Regions from separate parts of the Homo sapiens genome. Here all the other regions are linked to region 1. The links are chromatin loops, found by intact Hi-C in ENCODE. Cell type or tissue: IMR-90. All regions are shown on one strand. Links, peaks and the distances in the headings refer to the core of each region. The heading gives the core; the rest is flanking DNA. Region 1 holds the start of FOXD1 (forkhead box D1). Region 2 has its middle 35 kb from the start of FCHO2-DT. Region 3 has its middle 39 kb from the start of LINC02230. Region 4 overlaps FCHO2 (FCH and mu domain containing endocytic adaptor 2).

Region 1 (7,714 bases), core at 1,092-6,091:
CCCCTGCGGCTCCCGCGCCGCGCAGCAGCAGAGACTCGGCGGCCGCGGCGTTGGGTGGGAGCAGCGGCTGCCGCTTGAAGCGCTTCCTCCGGCGCAGGAAGCTGCCGTTGTCGAACATGTCGGCGGACTCCGGGTCCAGCGTCCAGTAGTTGCCCTTGCCCGGGTTGCCGGGCTCGCGGGGGATCTTGACGAAGCAGTCGTTGAGCGAGAGGTTGTGGCGGATGCTGTTCTGCCAGGCGGGGAACTTCTCCCGGTAGTAGGGGAAGCGGCCGCTGATGAACTCACAGATCTCGCTCAGCGTCAGCCGCTTCTTGGGGCTCTGCAGGATGGCCATAGTGATGAGCGCGATATACGAGTAGGGCGGCTTCACCAGCGGGTTCTTGGCGCCGCTACCCGCGCTCCCGCCGCCGCCCGCGCCGCCGCCGCCGCCGCCCCCACCGGCTCCTGCCCCCGCCGCCGGGGCCGGGCCCGGGGGCGCCGGGGAGCCCCCAGCAGGCGGGGCCAGCAGGATGTCATCGTCGTCCTCCTCCTCCTCCAGATCCTCCAGCTCGTCCTCCCCGGCGTACGAGCGCCGCCGCCGCCGCCGCTGCGCGGGGACAGCCAGCCGGGGCCCGCCACCGCCGCCCTCGTCGTCGTCCTCCTCTTCCTCGTCTTCTTCGTCCTCGCCCTCCCCCACCACGTCGATGTCTGTTTCCTCGGCGAGGCCAGAGGCATCGGACATCTCAGTGCTCAGGGTCATAGCTGTGGCGCGGCGGCGGCGGGGCGGCGCATGGGGGCGCCGGGCTCCGGGCTCCCTCTGCGCCCCAGCCCGGGTCCCGGGCGGCAGGCCCGGCCGGGGGGCGCCACGCTGGGGGCGCTGCGACTGCGGCTGCCGGAGCTGCGCCGGGGCTGCCGGGTGGCGGCGGAGTCTCGCGCGCCGACTTTATAACTCCTGCGCCGCCGCGGTAGCCGCGCGGATGCTGCGCTCCCTGGGCTCCGCTCGCGCCCGGCCCGGGCGGAGGACTTGACCTTCTCCTCTCGGAGCAGCTTTTGCCCCGTCAGCTGAGGAGGGGGTGGCGGGGCCCGGGCGGGCGAATCAGAACGCCAGGCGCCCAGGAACGTGCGGGACGGGTGAGAGTCTAAGAACAGAGCTCGGCGAGGCCAGGGCTGAGTCCAGGAGAGGGCGGACCTTCCTCGGCTTATAGCAGAAGGGGGCCTGTCACATGGTGTGCACGTCAGAGCGCTGCCGAGGGAAGGAAAGCAAGCCTAGGAAATCAGCCCTTCTCGGGAGAGAAAATTCACCCGTAGGAGGGAGGCAGCAGCTGAGAAGAGTGGGGAGGAGAGGGGACCTCACTATTTCTTGCCAAAGAGGCTGATGCCCGAATTACGCGGCTGTCTGCACCGAGGGCCGCTGCACGAGTTAGACTTCCCAGCCTCCTCAATTAGTCCTCCACCCTAACCTCAGAAGCACACCCGCGACACTCTGGTTTGACCCCTCGACAGCCTGTAGGAGCCTTCCAGCCGGGGGATAACCACCCCATCCTCTGAGGTGGCCCCTGGGGGACGCTCTGGGGTCGGTTGGGGGTGTCCAGCCCCTCCAGATCGGGCGAGCGGCCCCCCATTGGATCTGATGCGAAGCCCCCCAATTTAAGCACGATAATAATTGTTTATTGACCCTTTAACCCATTCTCTTCGGTTTTACTCCAAAGACGTTTGTTTTCCGCCATCTGTTAATAAAAACGCTGTGAGACTGGCGTTTTACTCACTTCTCTGCGATTGAATGCCCTAGAGACTTGACAGTTAAACTAAGCCACTCTAATGAGACGATCTGACAAATGTCATGGGAATAAAGAACGTAATAATTGAATTCGGAGAAGAAATTGAAATTTTTAGTGAAAACCCAAATACACGCACAAAAATTGCACCTAGAAACTACTAAAAAGTTCGACCAGCCTGGCCAACATGGTGAAACCCCGTCTCTACTAAAAATAGAAAAAAATTAGTAGGCGGCGCCTGTAATCCCAGCTACTCGGGAGGCCGAGGCAGGAGAATCGCTTGGACCCGGGATGCGGAGGTTGCAGTGAGCCGAGATCGTGCCACTGCACTCCAGCCTGGGCAACAAGAGCGAAACTCCGCCTCAAAAAAAAAAAAAAAAAACAGAAGTTCGTTCATAATGGGGCTATATAGTTCTCAGTAGGAGGAACATTCTAGTCAGCACTTTGCATAGTAATCTCAAAATACTTAAATTACATAACATATACATATTTCTACTGAGGCTTATTAATAGAAACTATAATGATAGATGACTTTAAGATAAACTTTTTAAAAATGTGTTTTTGGAAAATCCTTAAATATTGTTAATCCTTTCTGGTGAGATGAAAATTTTTTTTATGAGATTAAAGTTCCGCTCAATTCAGTTTTCTTTTCGGGTGACAAGATAGTGGAAATAATTAAGATATGATGCTCTTTTAAATATACCTATCTTTATCACCAACTCAAACGAGCTATTTTGGCTAGTGGAAAAATCCTAATAGTTTGTTGAATTCACATTCACTTATTTGTGCATTTCCTAAAATGCTTCTATTTCAAAGAGGGGAGCTTGTCCCAAAAGTTTAACTTTCTGATTAAAATGACCCCTTGACAAGAACTAAGAATCAAAATTCAATGGCGTTCTGTAGGAACAGCCATCAGCTGCCCTTGTGTATATCATTTTATCGACCAAGTACTTTTCACATTCTGAAACGTGTCATTACTACCGCTGTCAATCACAGAGCCTCAGAAATAAACTGTTTCCCCATCTAAAGACCTCTATTAAAATCGAGTTTTTGTTGCTGAGGACTGCTACCACCAGTTACTCTTACAAGTGACCCATAAAGGCTATCATAGGTCTTTGAACAATCTATGAGAAAGCCTCGACGTTCTAAATAAATTATTTTTCATTAACTCTTGTTTGATATATGGGTGAACAATTTAATTACTGTAATAGGCTGAGCATTAACCTGAGCCAACATTAATCAGCACTATTAATCAGGCATCACATTGCTTTGTTGATGCAGCCAGGAGTCCTTACCAAGGAGTTCACTTTTACATTGGAAAGTTTAAGTTTTATAAGTACTCAGTCGATATCTAAATAAACACCATGACTTTCGCAGCACTGAGGGTTGGTGTGTGGCGAAGTTATTCAAAGATGAAACAGAGAGGAAGAATTTGTTCGCAGACCATTAATGACTTTAGATGACCGGTTACAGCCATCATTCCGTTCATGGCGCGGGAGATAGACTGCGTTCGTTTGTAACTTTGTCCGCAAGTTCTTCCCCCAAAGGGTTAAGAGGCTCTTCCCTGGAAACGTTTGCAGAATGTGGCGAATTATCTCCTGGCCACTCCGGGGAAAGTTTTAGGACTTACTGAAGGTCAGAGTGGAAGATCAGCCCAGAGGGACCGCTGCAGAGACGGAGAAGTGTCACTAAGATTTAGGCGAGCTTTACTGAAGCCCCACATGTGGATGTGACCACTTGTTTTGTTTGCTTAGTTAAGCTACATGTTTGTATGCAACCTTTAGCTCCGCAGTCGCGAAATTCCCCGAGCGCGGAAACTCAAGCGATTCACGTCTTGCGCGACCCCCTTGTCTCCCCCATCGTCCCCTACCCCGGGCCTCCTTCTCTACAGCGCTCCCAGCTTTCGGCCCCAGCTGGTAACTCTCCCCCGGCTCCCCGCCCCCAAGCTGGTACAAGGGACCAAAACCTTTCCCAGAGGCGAGCCGGGGAAGCGACGCGAAGACCCCCGTCCGGCGCAACCCGCTCGCGTGGACGCGGAAAGTGGCGGGCGGCGGGTCCCGGTGGTGCCTGCGTAGGGCAGAGTTGCCCCCTGGCGGCGGTGCGACGACCTGCGGGCCCTCGCGCCCGGGCCGGCAACTCCCTGGGAGCTCGGCCCGCGCGGGGAACTCGCCCAGCAGCCTGTGTTTCTCGAGTGTGGGCAGCCGGCTCCCGGGCGTCCCTCCCACCGGCTGCGGGGGCCCGGGACTGGGCGGTAGTGGAGGCAGGTCCTTGGACTGCAGGCTGAGGCTTTTTCCCCCCACGAGCGGTTTGGGCCCTCCAGGAGCCCCTGCGCGGGGGTCACGTGGATTACGCTAGGTGAGAGCCGGAGAGGCTGCGCCACCGTCGGGAGGCTCCCTGCCTCCGCCCTTTGTCCTTTGCCCCTGACCATGAGCGCCCCAAGCCCAGGGACCTCCTTAGGGGGATGAAGGCTGGAAGAGACCTGGGGGCTCAGACTTACGGGGAAGGAACCTAGGCTATTCCTTGTGCATCCCAGGATTTTACCCATGAACGTGAACATGAACGTGTTTTCAACCCCAGCGGTTCCCCTGGCGCCTCGACCCTCCTTTGAAGAGTCATTCTAGAAGGCTGTATTGCGATAGTGTTTGTACCTGTCACTGTGAGCCCTGAAAAGAGACAGAAGAAAACGCGAGTGCCTGGCCTGAGGGTGCTCCGTCCCGTGGGTAGCCAGGTAGGTAGTTATTCTGCCCGATGATGAGGTCCTCCTGACGCCCCCGCGAAAGGGAGGGATGCCGGGAGTCGCTGCCCCAGGGCCCATTTAGCCTTCGCTGTCCTTCCTTGGGGCTACAGGCATTTCCATTCCTGTTAAAATCAAGAGTGTGGGGGCCAAAACCTGGGCTCTGAGTTGTTTATTGTTTACTAGGGTAGTAGGGGAAGGGGCGAGTAGGGTTGTAAAATATACGTAATTTACCATTTTAATCATCTTAAGTGTATAGTTTAGAGGCATTAAGTACATTAACATTGTTGTGCAACTATTACCACTATCCATTTCCAGAACTTTTCCATCATCCGAAACTGAAATTTTGTACGCGTTAAAAAGTAACTCCCCATTTCCCCAACCATCTTTCTACTCCCCCCAACCTTTCGCCAGCCCCTGGCAACTACTATTCTACTTTCTGTCTCTATGAATGTATCTACTCTAGGTACATCATCTGAGTGGAATCATAATCACATTTGTCCATTGTGTCTGACTTATTTCTCTTAGCATAATGTCTTTAAGGGTCGTCCTTGTGGAAGCATGTATCAGAATATCTTCTTTTTTACGGCTGAATAATGTTCCATTGAATGTATATGCCACATTTTGTTTATCCATCCATCCATTGGTGGACATTTGGGTTGCTTCTCTTTTTCTGTTAGTTTTTGAACCTCCACTCACTTAGTTCTTTGTCTATTCTGCATGCAGTAGACACTGATAAAATGTTTGATATATTCATTTTCCTCTATCTTTTTCACCCCAGAAGCCCTCAAAGGAAGCCCATTGTCTTAACAGAGCATACACATTGGGGAAGTGAGGGGGGACGGTTTCTGCTGACAGAACAACATAAGGGGGATTCGCCCTTCTGGATTTGAAACCTCAACTTGTTCACAATTTTGAGACTTTCAGGTTCAGACTCTGCACATCACCTTCAGTAAAAAGGCATAAGTCGGGACTCCTCCAGAATTATTTCTGGACAAATTTGTGATCATCCCTACTCCCACCCCATGCTTTTACACCCTTAGTCCCCCTCCTTATCTGTCCTGATCCTTGGGAGCCCCAAGATGATCTAAAATTTTTCTCTGGCTGTCTAGGGCACTCCACTTCAGCATTCTCCTGTGGTGTAACATTACCTGCCACTCATGCTGGTTCCCATGCGCCAAGCTAATTTCAACAACGGGTGAAGTGGGTATCTCCATGTGATGGCTGAGGAGACAGATTCTGGGTGTTGCTACTAAGCCTCATGGAGGCAGCCATGACAGAGCAGAGCCTTCTGTCCTCCTGTTCCAGGTCAGCAGCCTCTCCCAAGGCAGGACTCCATGGGCCAGCCTCTTTCCTCCCCCACCCTGCTTCTTCAGGCCAGCTCTTATTTGGTCTGACAATAAGTCTGAGGTAAGCTGTTACTGGCTGACGGTGTTTGGTGCCTTTCCCAAGAATGGGTACATTTTAACCTGGGCATCCTCTTGATACCACCTTAATCAAGGTTCCAGTGGTGGGTCTTTTATAGAGGGTGTGGTTGGGAGATGAGATTCCTTTGTGAAGAAGATATTTTAGTGGCCTCTAGGTCCCACTAGGCAGCTTGTGCTTGCACGACAATTCCTTAAACAAGCATTTCATGGCCTGAGCAGGGCTCAGAAATCCTCAAGAATTCAGAATGTCAGCAAAAGTCCAAATCTGTGTTTCATAACACCAAAATTATTTACATGGACTCAGAAATTTTCCTTACATTGTTAACCTGGACTGGTCCTCCCATCCTAACACACACCCACACACAGACTTACTTAGCTCCGCATCTAAGTGGTTTGTAGTGGCACATGTTTAGATTTTGTACCCCAAAGCTCAAAAAGTATTTTTTATCATGAATTTAACTGAAAAATACACATATTTCCATTCCAGAGAGGACTCCTCTTGTTGGGGGCTAACTTCAACACCAGACTCTCCTGAGTACATCTTTGCAGCTCTATAAACTTCTGGTATTTGTTCACATTGTCTAATAATTTCCTGGAAATAGACTTAGTATTTTTAGTTATAAGAAGAATTGAAAAATAATATTGCTGTTCTAGAAGAAGGCATTTATTTATTTTGCATTTGTACTTCACCCAGAGGCTGGCTGTGCAGACAAATCTCTCTGCTTGGGAACGACAGGGCTCTCTAAAGTAACTCTAGGGATGCAGCTGTCTACAAGTCACACTGAAAATGAAAAGTATGTTTATGAGGTCATGAGAAAGTCTTGTCATAAGTTGTAATTTTGTGTGTGTATTTAAAAGGTATTTGGTGACCAACCTTTTCTGTCTCACACCCGCACACACACACTATTGCCTGATTTCCAGGCTTAAACTGAGACTGAACTATCACCTGTCTGTTACGCATATGCAAACACACTGAAACCTCATTGTCTACACTCAGTGTGGCACTTCACCTGATACCACCATCTGACACCAGGCTGCAAGTCATAGGTTGCAGTCAGGTACATACACCCCTTTGCAAGAAGGCATTCTCAAAACCTTCCACTAGAGGCACGTGTGAGCACCTTTGCTAGAAAGCTTTGGTCGGCTAGCCTTCCAGAGCAGAAAAAACTGGGAAGGGCCTGAACCCAAAATTTACATAAAAGTAAATACAAATAATGAATGATTCCCTACTCTTCAGAGACATGCAAAATAGGAAAGAGAAAACTCTATCAGATTAGCAAACTACATGAGGATGATGAACATGATGGTAGGAATTCAATTACACACTGCCTGTGGAACTATAAAATTGTACAAACCTTTCAGCAAACAATTTGGCAAAACAGAGCTTGTATCTTAGTGTCCGTTCCCTTGAATCCTTTCATTCTAAGATTCTATTTTATGGAAATAACCAGAAATATGAGCAAATATTTATGTTCAAAATGTTTGCGGCAGTTTTTTTTTAAGAAGCAAAAAAAAAAAAATAGAAACATTCTAAATGCTCGGGATTAAATATATTATTCTCATGATGGAATATTTTGCAATCACTAAAGCGAGGTCCGTGAACAGTTTTAATAACTTGAGAAAATCTTAAAGTTAAGAGAAAGGTTCAGATAGAAAATTACATACAGTATTTTCTCAATAATTCAATGTACTAAACATGCAAAAGACTGGAAGAAAATACAATAAAATGTCAATTGGTTAACTCTGGGTGAAATTATGGGTGGTTTTCATTTTGTTATTTATATTATATTTTTCTATGT
Region 2 (7,714 bases), core at 901-5,900, 530 kb before region 1:
AGGGTCATTGTAGGGTTTTGGGTTAGAAAAGTGATGTAATTGAGAATAGACTATAGCACAAGAGTCGAAGCAAGTAGACCCTTTTGGGGATGCTACTATGAACAGGGAAGAGTTATCAGTGGCTTGAATCAGGGTGGTAGTGGGGAAGGTGAAAAGTGGCTGGATATCTGGATATGTTTTAAGGAGGAATCAACATTTGTCAACATACTGAATTTGGGTTGTGGAGAGAAGAATCACAGATGGCTCTTAAGACTTTTGGTCTGACTTGAGCAGCTGGAAGGGTGCAGTTTACCTTAACCAGAGTAGGGAAGATCTGGCATTTGGTTGGAGACATCCATGAGAAGTAGAGTAGGCAGTTGGAGTTCAGGGAGATAACCTGGCTGAAGATGGAAAGCTGGAAGTTGGTGTATAAATACTGTTTCAAATCATTGGACAAGAACATCATCTGAGGACTGGAACAATTAAAGATGGTAGGGACTAACCCTGTAGCACTCAACATTAAAGTCTGAGAGCTGACTAAAAATCAAAGGAGCGTAGTATTGTGATGTATATTGTCTGCAGTGAGAATTACATTTATAGCATGAAGGTCATTATTTTGGCAGATTTCTGTATGGCTATGGGAGACGTAGAATGAGGGCCATCTCCTTCCTCTCTTCTAGGGTTCTACAAAGCTTGGGCTTCTGTTTTCCTCAAGGCCAAGTTCAGTGGCTTTGTTTCTTTAAAACTGAGTTGTTCAAAAAATTTGGAAGCTTATGAAGAGTGAATAAACAGGCCAAAGTGGCCAGATTACAACCCTGAATATTACCAGCTTGTAGTGTCTACATTCAAAATAAAACACCATCCCCAAAAAAAGATGAGCAACAAGTTTTTGTAATTAGATGAGATTATTTTAGAGTTCATATGAAAAAGTAAGATAAGGCAGAAAAATTGTTAAAACAATAATTAGTGTGGGACAATGCCAGTTTGACATTCTTTTAAATTGTGGCTTCAGGAATTAAAACTGATGCATGAATAGGCAGCTTAGAAGAACTAAGTTTAGATCTAAACATCTAAATACACTAGTATATTTGGAAACTATTTTATGGCACTTCAAAGTATAATTTTTAAAAGGCCAGGTGTGGTGGCTCATGCCTATAATCTCAGCACCTTGGGAGGCCAAGGCAGGTGGATCTTGAGCTCAGGAGTTCGAGACTAGCCTGAGCAACATGGTGAAACCCAATCTCTACAAAAAGTACAAAAATTACCTGGGCGTTGTGGCACTTTGGTTGGACAAGTTGGGAGGACTGCTTAAGCCCAGGAGTTCAAGACCAGCCTGGGCAACTTAGGGAGATGCCCATCTCTACAAAAAATAAAATTAGCCGAGCATAGTATCGCACACTTGGGGTCCTAGCTACTTTTGGGAGGCTGGTTCGCGAGGATCACTTGAGCCTAGGAGTTGAAGATTGCACTGAGCTATGATCATGCCACTGCACTCCAGACTGGGCAGCAGAATGATACCCTGTCTCAAAAACAACAGCAACAAAAGTCTGCATGACAGTAAAGCTTGGGAAAAACTTGACAGACTCCTTTCACAGAAAATGGTAATGTTCTAATCTATAAAGCACTACAAGTCAGGATGGCCCAATAGAAAAGTAGGCAATGGGTATGTATAGTTCATTAGTTTGAATTTAAGATTTAAAGATAGTCACTCCAATCAACTGAAATTTAAAAGGTCACACACACATTAAAGGTGAAAGAGGTTTGAGGACATACTCTTATCTAGGGAATACAAAAACAGACATTCACACATCGCTAGTGGGAGTAAATTAGTACAACATGAAGGGAACTTACAAATTACTAATATATTTAAAATACATTTATGTGTGTGTGTGTGTGTGTATAGTTTGACCTATAAATCATCCCCTAAGTAACCTGCATGATAGCCCATAAACAAATGGAAAGGTGCTAAATATCTTCACATTCACTGAATTGGCAAAAATTGAAAACTCAGTCTCTATCAATTGTTAGGATGAATGATGGAGGAATAGGAATTTACAGTGATGATTTAGTCCAACTACTTTGGAAACCAATTTGCCATTACCCAGTAAAGTTGAACACTTGCGTAGGCTAAAACCTATGCCTACCCCTAGACCTATGTTCTACCCCCAAGGTGTATGTACAGTGTATATATGCCTTAGAATAACTTGACATATGTGCCAGGAAACAATGTATATCAGCATTGTAATAGCAAAAAAAAAGGAATAACCCAAATGCCCGAAAGAATGGGCAAATTTTTAAAATAGAGCTTGGCCAAAAAAGCCAGTCTCAATTCTGTAACTAAAGAGAAGCCATTTATATCGAAGTTTAAAAACAAAAAATACATAGTGATGCATGTATACATGTATAATACAAAATTAAGATGGTTACATCTTTGAAGCAGAGCTGAGAATACAATCATGAACATCTGTGTACCTGGGTGGTGGGCACATGGATATTCTTTAAATGGTACATACTCATTTCACACATAACTTCGTTGCACCAGAGAAGACCTATTTGCTTACTATGCAATGGCAGCATATCTTTATTTTTATTTTATTTTATTTTTTTTTAGCAAGTTTGCCTTTTACAATAGAACTAGGACTGGGAAAAAAGGCAGTTTTTTGTTTTTTGTGTGTGTTTTTGTTTTTTGAGATGGAGTTTTGCTCTTGTCGCCCAGGCTGGAGTGCAGTGGCACAATCTTGGCTCACTGCAACCTCCGCCTCCTCGGTTCAAGCGATTCTCCTGCCTCAGCCTCCTGAGTAGCTGGAATTACAGGTGCCCGCCACCATGCCCAGCTAATTTTTTTTTTTTAATAGTAGAGACAGTGTTTCACCACGTTGGCCAGGCTAGTCTCGAACTCCTGACCTCAGGTGATTGACCCGCCTCGGTCTCCCAAAGTGCTGGGATTACAGGCATGAGCCACCATGCCCATCCTAAAAAGGCAAATTTATAACAACACTTATTATATGATGTGTTAACTCAAGATCATTTCTAATCCAGTATTCTTGGGAACTAAAGAGTATAAGAGCTTTTGTTGTTAAACTCAAGTATTCAATATTTTCTACAAGGACAGATAATACATTAGATTGATGCAAAAGTAATTGACGTTCTTACCATTGAAATTTTGTCATCTTTACTGACAAAATTCCTTAAGTACTTTCACTTTTTCACTTTGAAGGCACATATTCCCAACTAGGAAAGTATATCTGAGATGCTCTCTTCTTAACACTTCCTTACAGTTTAAAAGTTAGCACTTGTTGGAAGGCCCACTCTTTATATGTGAAAAGAAAGGAATTGAAGGTTACTAAATCTTTCCCATGTATGCTAGGATTTTACAAGCATTTCTGTTTTTGTTAAACCTCATCGTTTATTTGTCCTTTGTAGGCATGCACATTTTCCTTAAGATTCTTAGAATGAGTTTTATTTTTCTTGAGATTCTCTTAGGACTCTAAGCTGAAGCTATACCCAGTGATGTATAAATCAAAATATTTCCATTAGAGGGAGCCGTTTACCTAGATTAACCCTGGAATGTTAGTATCAGAACAGTATTTTGTAGGAATGTAAGGCATATACATATAATAAGCATATTTCCACCCCTTAAGGTCACTTACTTCAACATGCATTTTTACATGAAAATAATCTTGAAAACATTTTTTAGAGCAGTTTTAAAATTTCAATGCCATTCTCACCTTGGAATGCAGGAAACCTTCAAGATATTTCCTTAAGTCCAAGTACAGTGTTTATGATATAGACAGGACATTTCAAACGTTAATGTACATGTGTGTCTCCTGAGAATCTTGTTAAAATGCATCTCTTGATTCATTAAGTCTGGATTGGTCCTGAGATTGTGCGTTTCTCACAGGCTCCCAGGTGATGCCTCATTGTTTGTTTATGGACCTCACTCACTTTGAGTTAGCAAGGACCCAGAGAGTTCTTGGGAAATTGAAGTTCCCTTTTAACAACAATAACAAAATAGCATGTACACTTCACAAGATGTCAGAGGCTTTGTGTATTTTGTTTGCTTAAGTATCTCCAGTGCCCTGAACAATTCCTGAAACAGAGTAAATGCTCAGTAAATATTTGTTGAATGAATGAGGACATGTCTAATTGTTTTATGTATATTAACTCATTTAATCTTGACAGCCTCTGAGGTAAGTTCTATTATTCCTGGCTCACAGAGAAGCAAATAAGTCATATGTAGTGAAACCAGGATTTGAACCCAAATAATTGATCAGTGTGACTCAAGAGCCCATGCTTTAACAAAAATACTCTACTGTCACTGCCACCCGTTTTTAGGTAAGTTGTTACCAACACAGAGCTCAAGTATCAGACTGATACAGGTCATTATTGTCCAAAGGCCTGATATATCTGTTTATGGTTGCTTGTTTCTGTCTGATTGTGAGGTTTGCTATGCCACAACATAGAGTCCTGATGATGGTAGTCAAGACTGCACACTGTTGGTGTGCGGAGCATTTCCCCACTCTGATTGGGCTCACACATCGGGAGTGGGAAAGAAACAAGAGAGACATTCAGTCACTCAGGGTTAATGAAGGAACAAGGGGCCCACTAGTCCTTAACCCATTATCTAATGTGGTTAAGTCTTATAGTTTCATCAGCCAAAGGAATGAATTGTCATAATCCCAAATTAAAGATGATTAATAAAGACAGGAGCTCCTCAAGTGTTTGTTGGCAACCAGCCAAATGGAGTTATTTAATATCTATTTTTCAGGGTTTCTGCTGCACCAGAGATCAGTACTAAGCTATCTTCTGTGACTTTCTGATAGGAATTGCCATTCCAGTTAATCTTCATATTATCAGAAGAAAGTTTTATTTGGCGTTGTTACTTTTTCTAATCTTCCAAAGCCACCAATTTAATCTTACTTGCAAATCTGGCCAAAAAAAAATAGACGACTATTTCAAATTTTTCTATCTACCAGAAGTTTGCACATAAATGGTGGGATGTGTGGTATTAATAAATACATTTACTGTTCAATTAATCCGTTTTCTGTCCACAGCAAATTTGTTTTGCGGCTGAAAGTTAAATTCCTGTAGTTTTGTATTTAATATTGAATAATAATGTCCCAATTAAAAAAAATTTTTTTGTTGATTTTGCAATTTGGAAGGAGAAGTGCCAAGCAAAAGGGGGAAAAGAACCTTATAAAACCATCAGATCTCATGACAACTATCACAAGAACAGCATAAGAATAACCACCCCCATGATTAAATTACCTCACACTGGGTCCCTCCCACGACACATGAGGATTATGGAAACTACAGTTCAAGATGAGATTTCAGTGGGGACACAGCCTAATCATATTACCATTTGTAGTAAATTCTATTTTTGCTTGCCTAATTTTTTTTTTAATTCTGCTTTCTTTCTTGAAAGATCTTTTCACTGGGCAGATAATTCTAGGTTGATATTTTTTTTCTTTTAGCACATTGAAGATATCATTCCACTGTCTTGAGCCTTAAATTGTTGTTGTTGACAAGTAAGTCCTCAGTCTAATTACCTTATTTTATTTTATTTTATTTTATTTTATTTTATTTTATTTTATTTTTGAGACTGAGTTTCACTCTTGTTGCCCAGGCTAGAGTGCAATGGCACGATCTTGGCTTACCGCAACCTCCGCCTCCCGGGTTCAAGCGATTCTCTTGCCTCAGCCTCCTGAGTAGCTGGGATTACAGGCATGTGCCACCACGCCCGGCTAAGTTTTTTGTATTTTTAGTAGAGACGGGATTTCTCCATGTTGGTCAGGCTGGTCTCGAACTCCTGACCTCAGGTGATCTGCCTGCCTCGGCCTCCCAAAGTGCTGGGATTATAGGTGTGAGCCACCATGCCCAGAGAATTACCATTTTTTTTTTCATTTTTTTGATAGGTCATCTGCTTTTCTCTTTGTTTCTAAGATCTTAAAATAGTGTGGAAATCCTTCTAATTTATCCTGTTTGTGGAAATATTTCTAATTTATCCTGCTTGGGAGACATTGGTCTTGCTAGGTATGCAGATTAATACCTATTAATAACTTTTACCAGTTCACTTCTAAAACATTGAATATTTTCTTGTCTACTTGTGGAATATCATAAAATGTTTGTTAGACCTCACTCTGTTGTCTTTTAATAACTTTTAGATACATAGATAGATAGATAGATAGATAGATAGATAGATAGATAGATAGATAGATAGAGTCTTGCTCTGTCACCCAGGCTGGAGTGCAGTGGTGCGATCTTGGCTCAGTGCAACCTTCACCTCCTGGGTTCAAGCGATTCTCCTGTCTCAGCCTCCCGAGTGGCTGGGATTACAGGCGCCTACCACCACACCCTGCTAATTTTTTTGTATTTTTAGTAGAGATAGGGTTTCGCCACGTTGGCCAGGCTAGTCTTGAACTCCTGACCTCCAGTGATCCACCCACCTCGGCCTCCCAAAGTGCTGGGATTAGAGGCATGAGCCACCGGGCCTGGCCACTTTTTAATATTTTTATCTCTTTCTCACTGTCTTCAGATATCTAATCTTCCAGTTCACTAATTCTGTCTTCGGTTCTATTTAATCCTCCACTTAATTTTTCCATTGAATTTTTAATTTTATTTATTGTATTGAACTAAAAGTTCTAGTTAATGCTTTTTCAAATCTGGTTACTTTATATAGTCTCTTATTTTCTTGCTTATTATTTTCAATGTCTTTTTTGTGTGTAAACATATTAAACATAATTTTTTTTTCTTTTTAGAGACAGGGTCTCACCCTGTTGCCTGAGCTGGAGTGTGGTGGTATGATTATAGCTCACTGCAGCCTCAAACTCCTGGGCTCAAGAGAGCCTCCTGAGTAGCTAGGACTGCAGGCACATGCCATCATGCCTGGGTAAGTTTTTTATTTTAGTTTGAGACAGGATCGCACCATGTTGCCCAAGCTGGTCTTGAACTCCTGGCCTCAAGTGATCCTCCCACCTTGGCCTCCCAAAGTGCTGGGATTACAGGCATGAGCCACTGCCCCCAGCCAACATAGTTGTTTATACTCTGTGTCTGATAATTTCAATATCTGAATTCTTTGTATGTGTGATTCTCTCTTATTTATGGCACCTGATTTCCTTGTGTTTTGTGATTTTTAAATTTGCTTATTTCATGTTTCTTAGAACTTTATTTGTGGAAGTTCTTGAGGCATGAGTTGAAATTATTGTTGTCCAGAGAAAATTTATGTTTGCCTCTGCTACTTACTTGGCATACAAGTAATGCAGGGCCACTCTGAAATACATTTTCTGCTTGAGAGTTGGTTGATTTTTTTTAAGTACCATGAACTCAGGCTACACATTCATGTAAGTCCTGCTTTGTGGTTATGATTTTTTAGCAGAGATTATCTCCATCTAGTGTGAAGGTCAAATTAGCAAATTTCCTTTCTATCCCCTTCTGTGTGTAGGTTTATTTTGTGCTCAACTTTACCTTGATAATATTGCCTTTAGGGGCCCAATTTATGATAAAGGTGATATTTTAAATCAATAGCAAAATGATGAAAAATTTAATTAACTGTTGTGTTATAACTAGAAACAAAGTTAGATTCCTATGTTATGACTCCATCTAAACTATATTCTAAATAGGTTAAAGATTTAAAGGTAAGCTGGGTGCAGTGGCTCACACCTGTAATCCCAGCACTTTGGGAGGCTGAGGTGGGCGGATCACTTGAGGTTAGGAGTTCGAGACCAGCCTGGCAAAC
Region 3 (7,714 bases), core at 1,290-6,289, 150 kb before region 1:
GAGAGGAGTGTGTGTGTCTGTTTTTGCTATTACACAGAACTGATCAGATTTCCTTTTATAATCACAATTAAACTTCCAGACCCAATCATCTGAATATTTCATGTTTAGAAGATCTCGGTGCACATTGACTTAGTCTCAGAAACCTTCCAAGAAAGGAGGTGAGAAACTGATGGGTGAGGTCAAGTAAATCATTCTAGAAACATAAAGAGCATTGATGGACTAGAGGAGCTCAAGGCTGACTCTGAGCTCAGTGTTCTCTCCATCAGCTGAGACTGGGTACCATGAGGTTAAGCCTAAAATACATTACTGTAGTCCCTCTAACAGGAAGGGTAGTCCTAAGAAAGCAGGGCCTTTGTACATCTTGTCCACAGCAGCCCCCACACAGCAGTGGACAAGATGCCTCATCCCCAGCACCTGCTTGGTGTTTGATGTTGTAGTTGGTGAGCAGCAAGTACTAGTAGAAAATGAATTACCTTTGTCACTCTGCCCCCTACAGTAGCGCAAGTGGAGATTCATAAAATCTCTCTACAAAACAGGACTGTCAAAGGACTGTCAGGCATTTAAAACCTGGTCAGACCAGTGGCAGCTCTCAAAGGGGCTTAAGGACAGCAATGTGGCTGACGGGAAATATGTTGGGCTTATGGATGCACTGGCACAGCCAACACAGTTTTACTTCCATTACATTTTATTTCAGGTTTCCTGATGGAGTCTATGGGGAGGGGCTCAAACTTCTTCTCCACTTCTTGGCACCACAGTGGCTCAGATCAATAGGCTAGGGATGTGAAGCTGTGCTCATGAAAATTGGAGGACCAAAAAAAAAAAAGACCGAAAGATGCAGGGGTCTTGGGAGAGGTTTCCCTCTGCTGCAGAGTCGGCCTCCCTACCCCTGAAGAGCAGGGAGTATGAGGAGGAATGTTTATGAAATGAAATCTGGATAGTCGCCCAGACCTTCAGCTATAGATAATATGTAGAACATTCTAAAGGGACAGCATTTTCATCAGGCATCTAAAACCTGTCAGAAATGGAGCCCTAAGTTACCATTCACTCTTCCACTGCGTGAACAACAGCCCATGTGGCCCACCCTCACCCCACCTCCCTGAGTAAAGTGGAGATGGCTTAAAATAACCAGTTCTCTTTAAATGCATATGTATTCTAAAGGGGCTAATCCTGTAAATAAGGCATGCCTCTGTGAGATTTACTTTTGTGAGAATCTAACAACTAATATTAACGAGTATTTAGATTTAGGAAAGAGAAAGGTACTTCAGTATTTATTGGACTTTTCTTGCTTTCTTTTTTTGGAGGGGTGGAGAAAAGAGGATTAGTGAGGGGGATGTTATTAAGTTAAGGAAAACATTATTGCTTGTTTTGTATGCGCGAGGAATTAAGTTTATAATCTAGGAGAGGAAACAGGGCAAACACCGGAATGACTCTGAAACACATCTGCGTCAATGGTAGCAAACAAATTACTGTGAGAGTCAGGGGACGGAAGCGTTTTGCAAAGCCTTGGAGGATTTTGACCAGCGGAGATGGGAAAAGGGGATGCCAGGCATGAGAAGGTTCAAGAGAAGGTCTGGGGGCAGGCGAGCCAGAGGAATCAGACTGCTGGAGAAGGTGAGACAGACAAGTGCTCACAGGAGAGGTGGGCAAGAGAACTGGCATGGGAGCCAAGGTCATCCCAGGGAGGTCCGAGTCAGACAGGCTCGGGGCCATGACCAAACTTCTGCAGTGGATCTGGTGGGATCTTGTTCAATCAGCAGTCTGCAGCCTGGTGACTCAGAGGCAGGGAAAACCACAGAGGCTTTTGGTGAGATAAGGGACATCAAGTTGGCCTTAGACAATCGCTGTGGTGGTGAGTGTTGGGTGGGCTGGAGGGAAGGGAATGGAAGAACGGGAGGCTGGCTGGCAGGCTGTCCCAGTGATCCAAATGAGGAGGAATTGAGGACTGGCCTACAGAAGGGACATAGGACATGGAGGAAAAAAGACAGGAGAGGCAAAGCATGGACTTGGAAAATAAGCAGGGAGAGGCGACTGGCCTGCGCCTTTACCCGGAGGAGTCCTTTTGAGCTATGCTGAGTTTGACAAGCTAGCAGGCCTCAAGAGCACTACTAGGAAAAGGGGGACACACACATGTCAGCCTCTAAGGAGGTGGAGGCCCTCTTGGAGGCTTTGAAGAGTCAAATGAACAGGGGGTACCAGAGGGTGGAAGCAGAGCAAGGAAAGAAGCGGGGTAAGCCTTTTGCAAAAGCTTTCAATTTTCTCTAGAACAATTTACAAGAACCCACTAGGGAGGGGAAGTGGGAGCCTGAGGGGAACCCACTAGGGAGGGGAATTGGGAGCCTCTGTTACATAGTTTTATATCTTTCAAATTTTGAACTTCTTGCATATACAGTTCTACCTGCTGTAATTCAATTTTAAACGGTTGGGCTCCAGAGCCCTGGTGGCTGCTTGTTGTAGCAGACACCCTGCTTTTCACCCACATGAAGCTCTGGTGGCCAGCCCGGGGTAGGTGTTCAGAAACCTCAATGTTTCACTCCTTTCTACCCTCTATCTCCCAGATAGTTGAAGGTTTTTTTTCTGTTTGGGATTCCACTTCATTACCTACACCGAAAAAACATAACAAAGTTCTCGGTTTCATCCCAGACGCCTACAGGTCAAGGACGTTTTGGCTAGGTCCTCTCTCAGCTGGCATCAGTGCCAAAATCCTGCGGAAAAGAAGAGAGTCTGAGAGAGTAGGGAAAGAGGTTGGTGGTGGCTGATTAGGAAACTGTGGAGAAAAGTCCTTGTCATTGCCCCAGGTAGAGCCGACCTGGGAAGCAGCATCGTCATTGGATTATCTCGGTCGTTCCCGCTCACTTAGGCCAAGCAGGCGATGGGTGTCTCGGTTCTGCCTGGAACTGCCGTTTTTCGGAGGGTGGGCCGCACCCCGCAGTGCGTCCAACTCTCCCAGCTGCCTAGATGTTCCTTGGGCTTGGGACAAAGCCCCCACAGCTTCCAGGTGGGCCCGGGGCGCACCCTAGCCCAGGATGGGGTGGCCAGCTTGCTCCCTGCCCCTCTCAAAGGCTGCCCATTCGTCCTTAATCTTTCTGGCAGATTCCACCAGGACTCCTTTACCATGAATTGTCCCACCGGGGGCCCCTGTGCCTTTCCGTCGCTGGCACCGAACTGCGTGGCGAGAGCTGGGACAAAACGCCGGAGCGGCCCGGCGGGGGACGCACAGGCGAGTCTCAGGGCCCCGCCCTCTCCCGTGTCCCCCTGTTCTGCGCGGGCGGGCTGTGCGGGCCTGGCCAGGAGCCGGGTCGGAACTCCGTGCAGCGATGGCAGCTCGGGCGCGCGCCTTGAGGAGCCGGTGGGGTGCTGGGGGACGGAGAAGGTCCCAAGGTCCGGGGCGCGCGCTTTGCTGCCGCTGGAAGCGCGCCCCAATTGTCGCGCCGCGTGGTTCGCTCGGTTAAAGCCCCGACCCGAGGGTTATCGAGCTGCTTCCGCCCAGTGGATACGAACCCGGACTGTCCTGAGTGCATTTTTTTCCTCCCTTATAGTCTGTTAAATTGACTAATAAACCCAACGCAGCGTTCTCTGTGCAGCTTCAAAAAACTCAGTAATTTCGTTAGAAAACGTTGAAATCCGACCCCAAAGTATTCAGCCCAAATGTTTAGTTAAAGTAACCCCGTGGGTTAATAAACTAAACAAAGGCAACCCATGCAAAACCGGAGCAATGAAAACCAGGCTACATAAACGAAGGGAAGTTTATAAGAACTCTTTGGGAGGAAAAAAAGAGAAAAGGCACCGGGCACGGAGGTTTAATGTGAAGCATGTGAGCGGGGCTCAGTTTACAGGTACGCGGGCCGATGGCGAAGAGCGCTGTCAAGCGGCCTCGAGGATTTCGGGGGGTTTGCGCCGCCGAGGAAACCCTACCCGGACGAGGCGAGCAGCCTGGTGGCCCTGGCGGCCGCGAGCTCCCGGCTGCCACCGCTAGGCGCCCCCGCCCGGCCCGCCGGCGCTCCGAGGGCAAACCCGGGCGGCACAGCCGTGCGCCCTGGGCTCCGCGCGCCCAAGGAAAGGGCTTCCCAGTCACCCTGCGGCGACGCTTCTCCCTCCCGGGAATGACACCTTCGCTCGCTTTCACACAGCCAAGCCGTTGGAGAGGCAGAAACAGTGGGTCCCGAGCCCGCAGGAGAAGTTCCCATCCCGCCCCTCTAGCCCTCGGGCGTTGGCAGTGGAGTAACAAAGACGCTGCCGCGCCGTTGACCCCGAAGAAGCTCTGATGAAAAGGAGGGCGGGCCGCGGGATAGGAGTTTCTACAATTAGTTTTTTCTGCCTTTACGTTCCCAAGAAGAAGCCGAGGAAGTAGAAAGGAGAGAGATCTGGGAAAGGCAAGATCCAGAAATCAGGAGCCATTATGTTTCTCATTTTGGAGAAAAACTGTAAAACAGCTCGGCCTCTTGTCCACCTTGCCCCGAAGGCAAGTCTGGATATGAAAAGAAAAAGGCGGGCAACGGAGGAGATTTATTTTTCATTTTAACTTTCCTCTCCCAGGCTTCCTCACCCCCTGCCCCCTTCGATTCCTAGGAGGGGCGGCCCCAGCCCTCGGAGCCGATTCTCGGCGCTGCGCTAGGACATCAGAGGCGATACAGGTTCGATGTTAAATGAACCTTCAGGCCGCCGGACAATGGCGCAGACCTCACACGGGGGCACCGCGCCTTCCCCCAGCCGTGCTCGGCTCCCGCCGCTTCTTTATTTCACGTGGTGGAATCCTCCGCGTCTCCTACAGCCGCCGAACCAATGGGCAGACCGGGGAGAGCGGGACGCGCAGGAGAGGGTTTGAAAGGAGGTGTGGGTTTTAATTTTTAAAGAGCATAATTGGGCTGAGGAGGGTTATTTTTTCCTTGGCCACGGGAAAAAAAAGAGGAAGAAGGGGAAAAAAAAGTCAGGCGAAACACAACACATTTATCTATCAACCGCTAGACAAGACAAAGAGGTTTTAACAACAGTTTGAAAAGAGCGGCCTGTGAATGGTTACTATTCAATTTGTATTTTATTCCCCGCTGGTCATGGAATTGAGATCAGAAGAAAAAGTGAAAACACATGGCTGAGGTCAGGGGATCAGAGAACCACCACATACAGCAAAGGGAAGGGAAAGCAATGGGAACTCGTGTGAAGAAATGGATTATATAAACAGAGCTTACCATCGCCTGCGCCCCATTATCCTATAATTTACCCTGCATGGGAGCATAGAAATATATTAAACTAGTGATAGGTTTTACCATTTCTTTACAACCCAGCCTCGTGCCAATCAAGCCTACTATATACTTTGAGACATGTTTAGAATTCTTGGACTAATGTGTTTATTTTAAATATCACAGGGAAATTATTACATCACTAGAAAATAATGCCAGAGCGGGGGTCTGCCGCCCTTTTGAAGTCCTGCTGCAACGAAACATGATTTTAATTACATAATCACTTTGAAACTATAATTATACAATAAACGATGAGGATTAAGCGGGAAGTATAGAGTACATTAAAAATTGCTTAGGTCTTGAAAAAACAAACTGAACATGCAGGGGGAAAAGAAAGAGATGAAATCCGAGGTCCTGGGAGGGGGGTTGATAAATCCTGCAATCGCTTTGCTCTGAGCTGCGGCGGGAATCGGAGCCTAGGGCTCTCTTTGCCTGGGCCAAGGGAGCGGGGGCGATGGCTGGAGTCGTGTAGCCGAGGAGAAGCCCGTAAATCTGAGACGGAATCAAAGAGAAGCGCGAAGGATGGCTTCGGGTTCGTTAGCTAACCTTTCTACACGGAAACAAGTAAACAGGGTTGTTGCCTTGGCGTTTACTAAATTCATTTACACTGAAAACCACATGTATGACACAGAGAGGTTGAGCGTTGCCAAGGACTGCTTTGTTTGCTCTTCCCTTCCAGGAGGAAGGGAACGAACGACACGAACGGCGTCGTGGGTACCCTGATGCCCACAATGAGTTTATAAATAACTGCGCATAGGTGGCGCGGGCATCCATCCCACCGCCACTGCGAACACCCCTGGGCACGCCTTGTTCCCCGGGTGCACACGCCTAGCGCGCACTCGGTTTCGCACCAGCTTTCTCTCCCTAAGCTCCTTTCCAGAAAGTTGCTCCGCTGCTTAATTTTGCTCCTGTGTTTGTCTTCAGGTGAGGCCAAGGGCAGGTACATGGTTCTCCCTTCAAAATATAGAAACTTGGCTAGGCCCAGAGTTCGCCGACGTGCGTCTCCCTCCCCTCAGCTTCCATGAGAACTTCTTCCCAGAACTTCTACAGAGCCTGGGGGCGCAGAAACCGGGTCCTGGACGCTGGTCCTCCTTGCCTTCAGATCCTGATGGGGGTTGGAGGGGGTTGCACTGGAGCCCCGTGGATGAAGAGTTCTAGTCCTGAACACAGAGTCCCGAAAGATTTTGGAAGCACCCTGGAGACAGAAGTCCCACAGGTAGAGGCTAGTGACTCTTTTCAGTAGCACCTACTTTCCCAAGTGGGCTTTGCCAGGCCAGAGCGCACTGGAGAGGGAGAGGGCGTGCAATTCCTGATTAGGGACTCATTTTTAAAAGGCTGGTTTTTATGAGCCTGGCATCACCAGCATTCCCTCCAAGGATAGCCTCTGCTCGCCTTCAATATTTTATAGCAAGTGCCCTGGGTGAGGGGGTTGGAATGCCAGTGTCTGGCCCATAAACGTCTCACATATAAAGAGTTACACGCTCCCATTTCAACCGCGGCAGAGGGGAATCCAGGTGCAAGAGGACACTCCAGCTTTTGGCTCAAGCAGAAAATTATGATTGAAAGAAGAAGCTGCGATGTTTAAATTCACCCGCAATCTGGAAGATGTTTTGTCCAGGAACTCAGACATGAGGTGTTGGGAGAAAGGAGAGAAAGTGACACTAAGAATCTTTCCTTGCCTTCACTTGGGCCTCATGATCGCTCCCAACCCTGCCCAGTCGCCCCACCAGCACGAGGCAAATGACTGTCTTCAGCTCCGAACATTAATATTAAGACATCAGCATTGCATTAGTCTGCAATGGACCATCAACGATCAAGAAAAAAATACAAAGGAGAAATGAAATAGCTCATCCGAAAAGTCCTACTGTCATCGTGTTTATTTTTTGCTTTGCTAAGCCCAAGATATAATTTACTCACTGCTCTCTTGCAAACAAAAGGGCCGTGATAGCCTGGCAACGTTGAAGAGCCCCTCTCAAAATCCCCAAGGAAATTACAACTGGGCAGGAATTCAGGAGCCGTTTTTATACCAAGCCCGAAGCGCCAACTTGCACAGTTCCTTCCCAGGATGAACACTGAAGAGGCCAAAATTTAAAAAAAGGAAGGAAGGAAGGAGACTCTTGAGGAGTAATAATAATAAGCATTATTTATCTGCCTCCTACTTAATACAAGCAATTTACCTACCTTACCTCTTTCATACTTACAGCAAAGCTATAGGGTTGGCTGGGCATGGTGGCTCAAGCCTGTAATTCCAGCACTTTGGGAGGCCGAGGCGGATCATTTGAGGTCAGGAGCTTCAGACCAGCTTAACCAATATGGTGAAACCCCGTCTCTACTATTAAAAAAAATAAAATAAAAAGCTGTAAGGTAAACATTGTAATACCTACTTTATTGATAATATAAAATACTTATACGATATTTATTATATGCCTAGCACTATGGTGTTTTACATTCATTTATGCCTTACAACATCGCCATATAGG
Region 4 (7,714 bases), core at 1,547-6,546, 370 kb before region 1:
ACATAGTAGCATTTCAAGGCAATGTGGACGTGATGAATTTTTCAAAAAATGATGTTGAGGATAGCAAGCTAGACACTTGAGAAAAAAATTAAGGTGAATCCCTGTTAGACTTTTAGCCAAAGTAAAATCCATGTGTATCAAAGGTTTAATAATAATAATAAAAGATACCATACCATAAAGGTACTAAAATAAAGGCATGGGTGAAGATACAGTTGACCCTTAAACAAAAAGGATCTATAAACTATGCAGGTCCACTTATACGAGGATTCTTTTTAACCAAACACCAATTGAAAATGCAATGATTGTGGATGCAAAACTCATGTATAAACAGAGGGCCAACTTTTTCTATATGTGGGTCCCACAGGGCCAACTATGTTTCTTGAGTATGCACAGATTAGTATATACACAGGGGTCCTGGAACCCACCCTCCCAAGTATGCTGAGGAACAACTGTATATGTATTTCTCTGTGTGTGTATATATGTAATACATATTTATTACATATTTTAATCTTGAAGTACAGAAGACCTAAGTATGATATGAAACCCAGAAGCCATGTAAGAAGAGAATGAGATATTTGATAAATAAATGTGTGTGTTTATAAAATATTTTGTTAAACCTTTAAACACAATCAGTATTTAATCTGTGGGAAAAGTATTTACGACACATAAGATGAACCACAGGGCTTACCCCAAAGAGCCCTTGTAAATTTGTAAGCAACATGTGAATAACTCAATAGACAAATAACCTATGGAAAGATGCTTCATGTCAGTAGTAATGAGAGCAGTCAATACTAAGATAACAATGAGGTGTCAGTTTTAGCCCATCAGATTTACAAAAATGAAAGTTCGCTTTATCCAGTATTAAGAAGGTTATGATCACTTGTTAATAGGATGCAAGTAAAACCTCTTAGAAGGCAATTCTGTTAGATTGTTGAAAGATGTAACCTTTAATTCAACAATTCCACTTCCAGAAATCATCAGAAATACACAGTTGGATGAAGATAAGGCATAAAGGATATTCGCTGTAGCATTGTTTAGAAAGCACCTAAGTACATACACATCAGCAGAGGAGGAAATTAATTACTATAGCCATTAAAAAGAATGACATGGATCTATGTTTGCATATGCCTGAAGAGTCTGGAAGGATATATGCCAGGATTCCAAGGGATAAATTTCCTACTTTATATTTCTCTATTTTTTTAGTTTTTAATAGGGTAATTTTATTAAAATGGCTTGTTTCTAGAAAAATACTTAAAGAACAAAAAAGTGCTGCCACTTAAATTGACTTAAAGTTTCTTACAGGTGTTCATTTATTCAACAGATGTGTATTATTCAGTGCATGTAATTGCTGGGAGTAGGACAGGGAGACAGTAAAGATCAGTAATATTCTATGGGCTGGACTTTGTTGCTCTGGTCTATAATCCCAGTACTTTGAGAGGCTGAGGCGAGAAGATTGCTTGAGCCCAGGAGTTCAAGACCAGTCTGGGCAATAAAAAGAAACCCCATCTCTACAAAAAATGTAAAATTCTCTGGGTGTGATGGCACAAGCCTGTAGTCCTAGCTAGTACAGAGGCTGAGGAGGGAGGATTGCTCGAGCCCAGGAGGTTGAGGCTGCAGTGAGCCATGAGCATGCCACTACACTCCAGCCTGGGCAACAGAGTGAGACCCTGCCTCAAAATAATAATCATAATATTCTATGTTAGAAAATGAGTGGTATGGAAAAAAGAAAAAGTATAGACTAAGGTAAGGAAGATTGAAAATACAGTTTTCAGTGTAAATTTAAACAGAGCAGTCAGAGTAGGTCTCCTTAAAAAGGAGCCATTGGACAAGGAGCTTAAGAATTTGAAGGAATTATAACATTTACTGTGAGTCATGTGATTAAACATTTGAAGTTGGAAGCATTCTAATTCCAACTTGTGGTACTACGTGGTGACCTTTTTTCTCGTGTTCTAAATCTGAATTCTTATAATGTATGAAGAATCTTTGAATTCTGTGTTGAATGTTGGAAGATTCGCAAACTTTACACGCATAATTAAGAATTCCTTCATAAAATGCTGATTTCTGGGCCCTGTCCCTAAGCTGTTGAATCAGATTTTCTGCAGTTGGAGCTAAGGGAATGTGTGTTATAAACAAGCACCACAGCAATTTTGATGTAAGTAGTAGTAGGTCCCCACATTGAGAATGATCCTTACTCCTTTGAGATAGGTCTGCTTCACTCTGCCAACAGATAGTCCCCTCATTAGATATTTTTGATTTTGTGGACTTACATGTTCAAGTGTCCATGTCATTAACATGACTTCTTAACTTTTCAGGCCAAAAACAATTGTTTGTTCTTTTCTCTTTAAAGGTATCATCAAATGGTATTCAGTCCACTCCTCTGAATCTTGCAACATACTGGAAATGTAGTGCTAGCACCACAGATCTTAGAGTGGATTATAAATACAATCCAGAAGCTATGGTGGCACCTAGTGTGCTTTCCAACATACAGGTGGTGGTACCAGTGGATGGAGGAGTAACGAACATGCAGTCCCTTCCCCCTGCAATATGGTAAATTAAACATACGTTTCTGAATTCCCACTAAATTTTTGTTGCAATCCCCAACTTCTAGAACCCAAGTTCTGTAAGTTTTCTTAGAAGTTTGAAAAATTTTTGTGCCTTTTTCCATAGAAACCACGCTGTAAAAGATGCAGTTCATTTTACTAGTCAAACCATAGTAACCTTAATCAAAAATAAACAAAACTAGTTTTGCTCTAAGTACCACCCAGACTTCAATGATTCCATACTAACTTTACCATTAGGCAGAGTGCTTGACCTCTCTAAACTTCTTTTTTTTTTTTTTTCATTTAAAAAATACAAATATTTTATGGATTAAATATAGCATCTGGCAAGTCTATAGGAACAGGAACACCTATCTAATTAGTGTTTAATAGTATTAGTTACTGCCATCTCTTAGCAACTTCTCCTGTCCCCTCTGTTAGTATTAGTATAGACTCTAACCGCTCTTTATAGTTACTTCATCATTTAATAACATGTGTCTTCCTTGACTAATGAAGGTACTGATCCCTATACACATTCCATTTTACTTTCTCTGACCAATAGGAATGAGAAGAATTACATAATTTGGTAAACTTCCATTAATTGAAAAAGATACAGCATTATGTTTATACTATATCATAAACACATTTTCACCAGTTAATACTACTTAAACTTAGCAATATATTTGTTGTAGTGAAAATATTTAAAATACACTTATTTATTGAGGTCCCATTCATGTATCAGGTACTATACTAGACACAAAACCTGAAGATATCTGTTCTTATTGCAGGAATGCAGAACAAATGAAAGCCTTTTGGAAATTGTCTAGTATTTCAGAAAAATCAGAAAATGGAGGTAAGTGTGTGTGTCCTTTTTTATTTATAAAATGATGTCACTGAAAATTGATTTTTTTTTTTTTTTTAAAACAGAGTCTAGCTTTGTTGCCAGGCTGGAGTGCAGTAACACAATCTCAGCTCACTGCAACCTCCGCCTGCTGGGTTCAAGCGATTCTCCTGCCTCAGACTCCTGAGTAGCTGGGATTACAGGCACGTGCCACCACACCCAACTAATTTTTGTTTGTTTGTTTTTTTTTTTAGTAGAAACAGGGTTTCACTATGTTACCCAGGATGGTCTCGATCTCCTGACCTCGTGATCTGCCCACCTCGGCCTCCCAAAGTGCTGGGATTACAGGCGTGAGCCACTGCGCCTGGCCATGGGTGCACCGTTCCTGGAAGCACTGCAATACCTTTTTTAAGGGAAAGTTTATGTAAAGTTTCCTCCTGGAATTTCATGCCCTCAGTTCTAGAAATGACCACTAGGTGGAAGTTAATACCTTTAGAATGGACCAGCTGAGATTCAGAACACATTTGTTCATCTAGATTGAGTATGTGTTCTCTATAAGAAAAAATTTATTTTGCCATAACTTTATAAATATTATGTAAATACTTCTTATATTTACATGCTAACATTAAGAAACTATACCTAGTAAATTTAAAGAAATAGAACTCTATGTTCCATGTAGGTAACCTGATAACTAATTGAAACTGATTTAACACAGTTTAGTTCATTCTGTTAACGGGATTCTCCTGACCTCCCAGAAATCATGTAGACGCTTCCAGGCTTTAAAAAGCCCCTTGCCGTCCCGGCACAGTGGCTCACGCTTGTAATCCCAGCACTTTGGTAGGCCGAGGTGGGTGGATCACTTGAAGTCAGGAGTTCAAGACCAGCCTGGCCAACATGGTGAAACCCCATCTGTTTTAAAAATACAAAAATTAGCTGGGCGTCATGGTGCACGCCTGTAATTCCAGCTATTCAGGGGACTTAAGCATGAGAATCACTTGAACCCAAGGAGGCGGAGGTTGCAGTGAGCTGAGATGGTGCCCCTGCTCTCCAGCCTGGGTGACAGAGTGAGACTCTGTCTCAAAAAAAAAAAAAAAAAAAAGCCCCCTTGCCTTCTGCAGTTCTCTAAAAGAACCTTTTTCCTGTCCATTTCCCCCTATTAAAGCTAACTATCAGCAGCATTCAATTTTCTGATGATTATTTTAAGGAGAAGCAAGTTATGCTTCTCTCACTAAGTACATCTGTTTGTGTTCATAATGCCAAGGAAAAGGCTGTCCTAGCTGATCACTTCTATAACTCAACTTACAATAAGGATGTAATTCTTGGGACAGCCAAGTCTTTAACATAGTCTTATTTTCTCTTAATCAAAAGAGAATTCTTCTGCCTTCTTTTGAATGCATAATTTTAGTCTACAATAACTTTTCTGCTTGTTTTTTTAGGGTTTGGTTTTGTTTTGTTTTGTTTTGTTTTTTTGAGACAGAGCCTTGCTCTGTTGCCCACTCTGGAGTGCAGCGGCATGATCTTGGCTCACTGCAACCTCTGCCTCCCAGGTTCAAGCAATTCTCCTGCCTCAGCCTCCCGAGTAGCTGGGATTACAGGCACCTACCACCACATCCAGCTAATTTTTGTATTTTTAGTAGAGACAGGGTTTCGCCATGTTGGCCAGGCTGGTCTTGAACTCCTGACCTCAGTTGATCTGCCAGCCTCAGCCTCCCAAAGTGCTGGGATTACAGGCATGAGCCACCATGCTCAGCCTAGTCTCCAATAACTCCTCTATTTGATAGGTTTTTTGGCTTTTCAAATGTTGCTGAGCTTTTTCTTTTTGAATATTTTGAGCATAATATAAAACATATCAGTAGCTTTTCTCATAGATATTTCTGTAGAAAGGACCGTAAATATGTCTGTGTTGTTTATTCATTTACACCTGCCATGCAGAATAAGACTTTTACTGGAGAGCCATACATTGGGTGAAATAACCAAGCAAATCTTCAGTTTCTTTTTTGCTGTTTGGTACTTATAGGTTGCCCACTTTCAGCTGGCCAACTGCATTGACTTTAACCCTAGCTATTAATATATAGCTTTTTGTGAGCCAAGCTGAAATTCCTAGTTTAAATTGAAGTAAACCAGCAATCCTGTTTGCATTAAGGGCTTATAACCAGTTTAGAAGGACAAAAGGATCTTTTTCCCCAATATAATGAAACTATACTATTGTAAATAATTAACAAGAAAGAAATTTGTTCTCTCAAAAATAAGACACAGGCTGGGTGCAGTGGCTCATGCCTGTAATCCCAGCACTTTGGGAGGCCAAGGCAGGTAGATCGTGAGGTCAAGAGATCGAGACCATCCTGGCCAACATGGTGAAACCCTGTCTCTACTAAAAATACAAAAATTAGCTGGATGTAGTGGCACGTGCCTGTAGTGTCAGCTACTCGGGAGGCTGAGGCAGGAGAATTGTTTGAACACGGGAGGTGGAGGTTGCAGTGAGCCAACATCGCACCACTGCCCTCCAGCCTGGCGCAGAGACTCCGTCTCAAAAAATAAAAAAATGAGATACAAATTTTCTAACCAGATTTTAAGTTTCCCTCTGCTATTCAGGTATCAGGTGTTTCTGTGAGGAAATGGAAAAATCTTATAAATGTGGTTTTTGATGTGGTTAGTCAAGCCTTTGAAAAGAATATCCAAGGCCAGGCATGGTGGCTCATTCCTGCAATCCCAGCACTTTGGGAGGCTGAGGCAGGTGGATCACTTGAGGCCAGGAGTTGGAGACCAGCCTAGACAATGTGGCAAAACCCTGCCTCTACTAAAAATACAAAAATTAACCAAGTGTGGTGGCACGTGCCTGTAGTCCCAGTTACTCAGGAGGCTGAGGCACGAGTCTAGCTTGAACCTGGGAGGCAGAGGTTTCAGTGAGCCAAGATTGCACCACTGTATTCCAGCTTGGGCCTTAGAGGGAGACTCTGTCTCAAAAAATAAATAAATAAATAAATAAATAAATAAATAAATAAATAAATAAATAAGAATGCTGTAAAATAGGCTGGGCACGGTGGCTCACACCTGAAATCCCAGCACTTTGGGAGGCTGAGGCGGGTGGATCATGAGGTCAGGAATTCAAGACCAGCCTGGCCAATATGGTGAAACCCTGTCTCTACTAAAAATACAGAATTAGCCAGGCATGGTGGTGTGCGCCTGTAATCCCAGATACTCAGGAGGCTGAGGCAGGAGAATCGCTTGAACCCAGGAGGCGGAGGTTGCAGTGAGCCAAGATCGTGCCACTGCACTCCAGCCTAGGCAACAGAGTGAGAGACTCTGTCTCAAAAAAAAAAAACACAAAAAATTCTGTAAAATAGAAATCTGTTTTCTGTTGCTGACTGTGTACTCAGAAGAGGGACAGGAAATATTTCTAAGGTGATTGTCAAGGTTGTTGCTCTTGGTCTATGGTAGAACTTTTGCACAACCAAATTGGTTATCAAGAATTGTAAAAGTTTGAGGGCCTGGATAGTAATTAAGAATAAGGCAGCAGTTCATCTCCACTACTGATCTATGCCTCCAGGCATAATAATACAAGTTGGATCAATGTTGTGACATCCTATTCTCCATTTCTCTGTGTAGTGTTAAGCTTCTGTGCAGGGGATCACAGGATCTTACTGCTAGTACCTAGCATTTCTGTCCATTTGCTCTATCCAGAAACCTGGGAACCCTCCTAGACTCCTCCTTTCTCATTTCTTGATTCCAACTCCTAAATATCTTTCAAATAACTTTCTTAATATCTTTCCTTTTTATTAGCCCTAGTTCAGATCCCCCTTTCCTATCATCTAGAGTCCTAAACTGTTTTGACTTGCAGTTGGTCTCCCAACCTTGCATCTTGTGCTTCTCTTCCCTTTTGAGACACTAATCTGAAATGTTCTTGTCTTCCTTATCTTTGGTGACTTCCCATGGTTACATCATGAATTTCTTACCATGGCCTGGCCCATGCTACCACTCTAGTCTCATCTGCCACTCCCCTCTACCTGTATCCTGTTCTCCTGCTAATCTGATATAGATGCTATTTCGTTAAATGCATCATGCTCTGTCTCTGTATCTTTGGTAACTTCTGCCTAAAATACACACCATCATCCCCACCACCATTTATAATTTTCAGCTGAGATAGGTGCTTTTGTGCCTGTAGCTCCTCAGAGCTCCTTTACAGCATTTATAATATTCATTATAATTATTGGTTTACTGTTCCTGCCATTCCATTAGACTGAAGTATACTGAATAAATGGTGATGATACTAGAAACAAAACACCTCAGAAATACCTACTTGGCATTATGTTAGACCAGTAAAACTTTAAAAAGAAAA

What was found. Peaks named below come from ENCODE experiments on the same cell type or tissue, not always from the same donor. Only the 100,000 strongest peaks of a DNase experiment are listed, where the experiment ranks them.
Region 2: it touches region 1 in a loop (4-fold over the local background); 12 of 110 quality-filtered maps call a loop at or near these places.
Region 3: it touches region 1 in a loop (5-fold over the local background); 37 of 110 quality-filtered maps call a loop at or near these places.
Region 4: a loop joins it to region 1, with 12 times the contacts of the local background. A loop is called at or near these places in 46 of 110 quality-filtered maps.

The regions. Positions count from the first base shown.
Region 1 is chr5:73,447,624-73,455,337 of GRCh38, forward strand. It overlaps FOXD1 (forkhead box D1), which reads right to left and starts at 1,154. Exons shown (of 1, transcript NM_004472.3): 1 at 1-1,154. The coding sequence starts at 739. LINC01386 (long intergenic non-protein coding RNA 1386) reads right to left here. Exons shown (of 5, transcript NR_126410.1): 5 at 6,567-6,696. RefSeq lists a silencer at 3,754-3,963. In IMR-90, for the core only: CTCF peaks have their summits at 1,156 (motif pointing right), 3,328 and 3,849 (motif pointing left); DNase peaks (open chromatin) are centred at 1,168 and 3,848; H3K4me3 peaks cover 1,648 bases; H3K27ac peaks cover 1,046 bases; H3K27me3 peaks cover 847 bases.
Region 2 is chr5:72,917,370-72,925,083 of GRCh38, forward strand. No RefSeq gene overlaps it. Among named protein-coding and RNA genes, the nearest start is that of FCHO2-DT, 35 kb to the right of the region's middle. In IMR-90, for the core only: a CTCF peak has its summit at 3,513 (motif pointing right); no DNase peak of the experiment used is centred there.
Region 3 is chr5:73,295,175-73,302,888 of GRCh38, forward strand. No RefSeq gene overlaps it. Among named protein-coding and RNA genes, the nearest start is that of LINC02230, 39 kb to the right of the region's middle. In IMR-90, for the core only: a CTCF peak has its summit at 3,968; DNase peaks (open chromatin) are centred at 1,787 and 3,677; H3K4me3 peaks cover 955 bases; H3K27ac peaks cover 1,255 bases; H3K27me3 peaks cover 605 bases.
Region 4 is chr5:73,079,436-73,087,149 of GRCh38, forward strand. It overlaps FCHO2 (FCH and mu domain containing endocytic adaptor 2), which reads left to right. Exons shown (of 26, transcript NM_138782.3): 23 at 2,348-2,547; 24 at 3,326-3,390. Among named protein-coding and RNA genes, the nearest start is that of TMEM171, 37 kb to the right of the region's middle. In IMR-90, for the core only: a CTCF peak has its summit at 3,864 (motif pointing right); a DNase peak (open chromatin) is centred at 3,866.